Regions from separate parts of the Homo sapiens genome. Here region 2 is linked to region 1. Evidence: chromatin contacts called from ENCODE Hi-C or POLR2A ChIA-PET data. All regions are on one chromosome and are shown on one strand. The core of a region is the stretch at or near the end of the contact, and the rest is flanking DNA. Distances in the headings are between cores, read along the strand shown.

Region 1 (4,153 bases), core at 887-3,386:
TAAAAGAGTTTTCTGCCCTGAGAAAGGTTCAATTTTTACAGATTCTCTCAGCAATTAGTGCATTTATGAAATAAATTCTGGGCCATCCACAAGCTAATTCCAACAAGTATTGTAAGTGGCTTTACTGAAAAGACATATCAAAATAATGACAAAAACAACAATGATAACCACAACACCCCAAACAAGAGCCATGTTGATGACAAGAGGGGTTAGAGGTAGTTTTAATATAAAATCTGTCTATGCTAAAGAAAGTTAAACTAACTGAGCACCACACTTAACTATTACCCTCCTGGTGGCCAAGGCAAAAAGAAACCTCATAAATTGTTTAGCTCATTAAAAAGAAAAAAAAAAAAGAAAGAAAAAGGAAGGAAGGAAGTGTGCTAGTGCAACATGAGAGACAAACATTCCTAGAATAGTAAGAGAAAGTAATCAGGAGGGTTTGTTTTACATATGGTTTTAAACATCATAATAGAATTTGTCATTATAGGAAGTTTTATAGTATATATGAAACATTCTCAATTATCCCTGGCAAAAGGCAAAGGCATAACAACATTAAGTCGTGGTTTCTTAAAGGTACAATGTAATCAATGAACTCCTGGCTTTGAAGCAGTTGTGTAGTGTCCTGGAGGATGTGAAGAATTTGTGTAGCCTGAGTTTCCTTGGTCACACTACTCTGGGCAAAGTTAGAGTAACCAGCAGGGTCTGTCTGGCCCTGCCCCTCATCAACACTGCAGAATCCCTCTAGCTGCTCCTGGGAACCCCCAGGGGATGGCACATGTGTGCTCACCATATGGCCCTTTCAGCTACCATATGACCCTGCACTCAGCTTCCCCCTGCTACAGCTCCCTGCAGTGATGTTTGTGTTGGGGCATGATGGACCCACCCCCAATGAGGACACTGACACCTCCAACCTGCTATGGCTATGCTTCAAAGCCACAAAATGTATCCCCTGCTGCTGGAGCTGTTGGCACTGACCCTTCTCTGTCTCTCTCACACCCACCAAATGTGATGCCTCCCTCTCCTTCTTCTGCCCGGATTGGGGCGAGGTGGCCACAGTGCAAATTCTGTTTTTTCTGGACTCCATACAACTCCAATCTCAACCCCAACCAGAAGGCACCATAACACTTTCTTGTGCTCTCCTCTGGACCATCCAAAAGCTGCCTTCTGGGCTGCCTGACAGTCATATTCTTAGTCTTACATGTTCCTACAGCGTCTCTTCTTTAGGAGCCAACTGTGGGGGGCTAGACCAGAAATGTTCTGATTTTGAGAAAAGCGTGAAGTTTATGAGTTTTACTTTCTGATATGGGTCTATTACCTTGAACCAAGCCAGTATGCCAGGCTTTATATCCCTAAAATACGCCTTTCCCAAAAGGAGGACCATCTTCCAGGAATGTCCAGGCATGTGTGAATCCAGGAGGAACATGGCGTGAACCTCAGCAGAGACTCCACCCATATTAGCATGTCCTTAATAGCTCCCCAATGTTTGTATTTACTGCCTAGATCTTGTCCAAAGCCAGGCTTTTCCAGAAAGTGCACATTCCTCTTCTGATCTTGCATCGTGCCAGAGAGGCAGCTCTGTTTAAATAGCAATAGTCATAGTTGCTTAATGCCTGTTTCACACCGTATACTGTGAGGCATTATTTCTGCTTTTCACAATCACTGCAAGGAAAGTGCTGCTATTCAAATTTTAAATACAAAGAGGTCAAGTAGAGAGGTTAAGTGATTTCCCCAAGGCCACAATGAGTGGTAAAGCTAAGACTCAAACCCAGATTGGTTGGAATCAAGCCTAGGCTTGTCTTGTGTAATACAGTTCAGTATTACCCAGGCCCTGGAACCGAAATCTGCGTATGAACAGCTCTCTTAGGACATATTCAAATATTTTCATCCTCTTTGCTGAGAATTTAAGAGATGAATGTGGACTCCCAAACACACACAGCCTCTTGAGTCCTGGCATAAAGTCTGTTCTCAGACTTCTTTAGATAGATTTCACACTGTCATCATTTTCTAACCTAGGGTAGCTTCCACCTCAAGTACAATAGGAATATATTCTAGTAGTTGATCAGTTCAAATTTCCTGCATTTCCACGGCTCATTCTTGGCTCAGAAAACCCTGAGCCTACTCAGGCTGAGGGGGACCCCCCTCTTGTGCTTCCAGGTGTCACATGATTGAAACCACTTTTGCAAAGATTATGACAGCAAGAGAGGTCTAGCATGGCTGACTCCATCTTGCTTCTAGTCTCACAGGCTGACTGTCCTTGCTCATTCCTGGGCATACGCCAAGCTAACTATGGAAGGAATTTAGTTTACAGTTTAACTTTAGAACAAGGATGATAATAGTCCCTCCCTAAAACTAACCTCCTTCTTGCTGAGGGACAGAAGCTGCCTTTGTAAAACTAATGAAAGGCCATGAGATTAGGATTATGGAAGGGGCCTGAATTCTGCTAAAATGTAGGCATAGTTTTTATAATCCCTATGCTGGAGAGCATGTGGCCAGAGGCCATAATATTTGTGACTTTCACAATTATTGCTACAGATAACATCACTATTGTATAACCTAATATTGGTCTTTTGAGACGTTTTTCAGACTTTTGCATTCTGGCAACTGACTGACCCCACCTGGACACGTAACTCATGTCTTAATCACACCTGTGGTCACAACCCAGAGGCAGATTCAGCACACGAGGACCATTTTTCACACCCTTATGATTTCATCCCCAACCAATCAGCAGCACCCATTCCCTACCCACCTGTCCACCAAATTATTCATAAAAACTCTAGCCTCTGAGTTCTCGGAGAGGCAATTTGAGTAATAATAAACTCCTGTCCTTCTGCTTGGTCAGTCTTGCATTAACTAAATTCTTTCTTTACTGCAAGACTGCTGTCTCAGTAAATTGGGTTTATCTGTGCAGCCAGCAAGAAGAACCCATCAGGCAATCACATTAATACCCCTGTGAAAGCCCTTTCCCTGAAATCAACATTTCTTGCTATCTTGCTTTTTCCTGTCCCACAGCTCTGTTTCCATTTAGGGATTCCTGTGCAGCTGACTCTCACATCTACCTCCAGGGTGGAGCCTGTGACCATCTTTTGGTCATGTAATTGATTAGCTCAGCTTAGCCACCAGCCCCACCCTGAACCACACTGAGTCTCAGGACATTTTCCAGGAGTGCTGGGGCAAAGACACATTCTTTCTCATGGGATCTGAAAAAGGAAGCATGTTTCTCTGAGAGTTGCTTATGGCCATTTTGGGACTCTGAGCAGGGTCAGCCTTAGAATGCAGCCAGTATCCCAGAAGGCAGGTAGAGAAATGGAAAAGAAACCCAATGGCTGAGCTGCTGGGAGTGAGCTTGTCTTAGGCAAACCTTCCTTGAGAGTTTTCAGTCATGTGAGCCAATCAATTTCCTTCCTGGTTTGAGCCTGATTGAGCCAGATTTTCTGTTGCTTGCAATACAAGCATCTTACATCTACATTTTGCAATAATGGTCAAATTTTTTGTTGTCTCTCTCCCTAGATTGTGAGCTCCTTGATCCCTAAGAGAAAATTGGTTGAAGGAATGAAAGGACAAAAAGATAAAAGGAAAAAGAAATCAGTTGCTCATGTGTGTTGAGGACTTGTTTAAGGCCATTACCATTTAACTAGCTATTCACTGCTCTTCCTGATTCATGGACATTCCAATTAAAGAGCTGGATCCTTTGAGAAATCTTCAATACCAATATCCATGGTCAGGAACAGTGCTCATTTAGCAGAAAGGAGGTCAACTCCACCAGAACTTATGAAATCTGCAGAGCAAGGAATAACTCAGAGAATCTTGCAGATGAACTTGCATTTCTTATCATGTGATAAACAAAGAAACTTTAATTTATCCATCGTAAATCAGGGTCTTGGAAATAAAGCATGGGGAAATGGATGTCTATAGGAGCCCTCTGCAGAAATGTTGCCCCTTGACTCCAAGCTCAGAGAGGCTTGTATTTGAAGATGTCAGCAGCCTCCCGCTCCACAAATGAATCATGAGAAGGAGGGAATGAAGGTGGTTGAAGTAGGTGTGGGCCTTTCATCCTCTACAGTATGCCTATCGTGAGTATCTGATGTTGTTATGTGCACTTATGTGTACTTGCACACATGCACCCATCTAAAACAACATTTTCTGTTGGGAGTTT
Region 2 (3,954 bases), core at 615-3,114, 110 kb after region 1:
TACTGCATGTTCTCACTTATAAGTGGAAGCTAAATGATGAGAACTCATGGACACATAGAGGGGAACAACACACACTGGGGCCTATCAGAAGGTGGAGGCGTGGAAGGAGGAAGAGAATCAATAAAAATATTATAACTATTGGGTACTAGGCTTAACACCTGGGTGACAAATTATTCTGTACAACAAACCTCTATGACACAAATTGACCTATATAACAAACATGCACATATACCCCTGAGTTTTTTTTAAAAAAAAGCTAAATTTTAAAAAAATACAAATTTTGAAGAGCAAAATTTATTTTAACCTACGAAAGTAATAGGAATGGTATTACTCAGTAATAAGGGTGTGGCAAAACAAACACTCTCCTACTAGTTGGTAGGAATATAAATTCTTACAACATTTCTGGAAGGTAATCTGCTCACAAGTTGAAAATGTAACTTTACATATGCTTCAAGCTAATATTTCTAATTCTAGTTATTAAGCCTAAAGAAATTATAAGACAGATATACAAAGATATACTGGAAGGCAGCTATGCTTACCACTATACCACCAACACACCTAGCAAAAAATATACTGTATAATGATGCTTATTGTAGCATTTATCATAATAAAAAATGAACAAAATACACTATCAATGAAGAACTAAGAAATAAGTCATGGGCCATCGTCAGAGTTAAACCTTGTGTAGGTTTTTTTAAAGATAAAGCAGATCCTATTGACATGGAAAATGTCCAAATACATTAAAATACAATAAAAATGGAAGTTACAGACCAATATATACATATATACACTATATATACACATACATATATATACCTATATATACACATACATATATACCATATATACATACATATATATATACCATATATACATATATATACCATATATATACATACATATATACACCATATATATACACATATACACATATATATAGTATGATCCCACTCACATTTTAAAAAATATATGGATATAGGTAAGCATTAAGATATAGAAAAACATATGTCAAACTGTTAATTCATCTGTTAGAGAGACTTAGGATTAGAAAATACCTTATTCTTTCTATGCTTTAATTTTGTAACTAAGATACATTAGATTTTTTAAAAAGAGAAATGTCAAGAAAACCAAGTATTTGTCACAATATTGCCTTGGTTTTACACATAAATCGCTGGGCTTTACTGTATTTGCTAATCTCATCCTGCATTTTGATACTTGCAGAACGCAGCAAAGACTGTCATTACTAGTGAAAATGGAAAAGGTCAGCCCCTTTATCAGAATTTCTCCCATTATCTACATCATCAGCTACCACCGACTGCCCCCTCCAGCTGTATCACAGCCTGTCTTCTGCCACGTCTGCATGAAATGAAACCACTAAGCACAACCGTAAACAGCCAGCCTTATCTCAAGCCATGTTAAGTGTGGCTGTGAGAGTTGGGCCTTGAACCTGCTGACACCGGGATGTGTGTCACTGAATGTCCACCAGGGAGTCTCTCTGAAACAGGACATCAGCAGCGGAAGAGGCAAGGCACAGACAACCCAGCCCTCCATCAGTGGGCCATGCTGCTGTAGGCATGCCAGGCTCAGTGCCAGGAAATGCAAGGACAAAGCCAGCTGGCTAGAATTCAGCACTGGGGAGAGCAATCCACATATTAATTTGAGGTCCCAGAGCCAAAAGTCACCCAGTGACAGCCACAAAATCAACAGCCCAGTAGAGAGGATGCCCTGCCTTTCCTCTGTCTTTTTTCAGGCTTCTGTCTAGAGCCACAGCTGTACCCATCAGGGGAAAGTGGTATAAGTTCTCAGTTCAGAACCAGGCCCATGGTCCTCCAGGCCTATGGCAGGTGGGAACATGAAGTGGGGCCTGGAGCAGAGGTTTCATAGAGAAGTGGCATTGGGTCAGTTCCTCTTATCAGTTCCTAGCACTCTTGCAAGGAGGGGTCATGCAGCTGGGCTCAGGCTGAAAAGGCATGTGGCCACAACCCATCCCTGGAAGTCGAGAGAGAACTGAGATAGAACACGTGAGTGCTGCCTGACCCAGCCTTCTCTGTGTCCGTGGGAACGTGACTTCCTGAAGAAGAGTAGGGAGGTACACTTAACCAGCAACTACCATTCTCATCTCAACCTTGAAACTCTTGTCTTCTCTCAGCCCTTCTGCTTTTTAGTTGAGAAAGGAGTGTCCAAGAACTGAGTGTCACATTTCTGTTGTTTTTTTCCAGATGCCAAGCTGCCATTGCCAAACTTTGTTCGTTATGTCCTGTTCAGGCATGTTGGCCCAGAAGTAGATGCCCATTGGCCTGGGGTAGCGAATCCTAGTTGCTATAAAGGTCAAACCCCTGAAGTCCCAATGGTTTAAAACAGCAATGGTTTATTTTTTGTTCACCTAAAGTCTCATATGAGTTGGGATGCCTTTCTCTGTCTTGTAGCTCTACCATAAGTTCCACCTGGTCCCTAAGGTCTCTGTTTCAGGGCACATAAAGAGTACAGAAGGAACACCAATCTGAACTCACTGGCCTGAAGAACACATGCACTCCACTCCTGCTCATAGTGCAAAGGCAGGATACTCACATGATTCCAACTTAAATGCAAAGGAAGCCAGGAAGTGTTAGAGGAGCACATGGAATAATCACTGTGATACACTCATAATATTGCAACTGTTTCAAGAAATTTTTCAAATAGAAGAGCAGAGTAATACAAAGAGCCCTTGAGTGATAGTCCAGGCTCAGGGGTCCAGAGCCACTTCTGTCACTGACTAGCTGGGGAAACTCTCTGCTCCTTCATACTTCCATGTCCTCATCTGTAGAAGACAAGGGGTTGCATGACCCACAATGTTATTTCTGGGCCCAAAAGACACAATTCTATGAGCTTGTGGCTTGTGAAGGCAGAATACAGATGATATCTCACTATTAACCAAGGACTCCACAACCTATTGGAGAAAGCAGTGGTGGCTTCTGCCCTTCTTCTGGTGCCCACCCCTTGCAGTATCACTAAGGGGCTATCAATTCTCAGGAGTCCAAGCTTCACTGAGCTTGCACTCTTAGAAGATAATCAGAAAACCATAGGGAACCTCAATTCTGCTAAGTAACAGCAGCAACAAATCACTCCTCGTATGGAAACAAATGTGGGTGCAGAGGGAACCTCCTAATATTTCACCATTACACACATGCATACATCCCTTCTCAATGAAGAAACACAGAGCATCTGATATTGGCAAGACATTCTCTCTTCAAAGAGAATTTTGATTTTAGGCACTAACATGGGGTCGTACTACCAGACTTTTTTTTTCTTTTATTATTGTTATACTTTAAGTTTTAGGGTACATGTGCACAACGTGCAGGTTTGTTACATATGTATACATGTGCCATGTTGGTGTGCTGCACCCATTAACTCGTCATTTAGCATTAGGTATATCTCCTACTGCTATCCCTCCCCCCTCCCCCCACCCCACAACAGTCCCCGGTGTGTGATGTTCCCCTTCCTGTGTTCATGTGTTCTCATTGTTCAATTCCCACCTATGAGTGAGAACATGTGGTGTTTGGTTCTTTGTCCTTGCAATAATTTGCTGAGAATGATGGTTTCCAGTTTCATCCATGTCCCTACAAAGGACATGAACTCATCATTTTTTATGGCTGCATAGTATTCCATGGTGTATATGTGCCACATTTTCTTCATCCAGTTTATCATTGTTGGACATTTGGCTTGGTTCCAAGTCTTTTCTATTGTGAATAGTGCCGCAATATACATACGTGTGCATGTGTCTTTATAGCAGCATGATTTATAATCCTTTGGGTATATGCCCAGTAATGGCATGCCTGGGTCAAATGGTATTTCTAGTTCTAGATCCCTGAGGAATCGCCACACTGACTTCCACAATGGTTGAACTAGTTTACAGTCCCACCAACAGTGTGAAAATGTTCCTATTTCTCCACATCCTCTCCAGCACCTGTTGTTTCC

Evidence for each region. Hi-C counts contacts between places; a loop is a spot of excess contacts on that map. ChIA-PET counts read pairs that join two places held with the same protein, here RNA polymerase II (POLR2A). Pooled maps may share reads with other maps.
Region 2: a loop to region 1 is called in a pooled map, with 2.2 times the contacts of the local background. The contact joins two enhancer-like sites. A Hi-C loop is called at or near these places in 1 of 50 pooled maps. POLR2A ChIA-PET finds 5 or more read pairs at or near these places in 2 of 52 experiments (OCI-LY7 and activated CD4-positive, alpha-beta memory T cell).

What each region holds. Positions count from the first base shown.
Region 1 is chr5:54,669,660-54,673,812 of GRCh38, forward strand. The region is part of intron 1 of LINC02998 (long intergenic non-protein coding RNA 2998); the gene reads right to left. Among named protein-coding and RNA genes, the nearest start is that of LINC02998, 73 kb to the right of the region's middle. Within about 2 kb of position 2,137, at least 3 of the 41 ENCODE cell types and tissues checked have a DNase peak (open chromatin) inside an H3K27ac peak, as active enhancers do.
Region 2 is chr5:54,784,452-54,788,405 of GRCh38, forward strand. No RefSeq gene overlaps it. Among named protein-coding and RNA genes, the nearest start is that of LINC02998, 42 kb to the left of the region's middle. Within about 2 kb of position 1,865, at least 8 of the 41 ENCODE cell types and tissues checked have a DNase peak (open chromatin) inside an H3K27ac peak, as active enhancers do.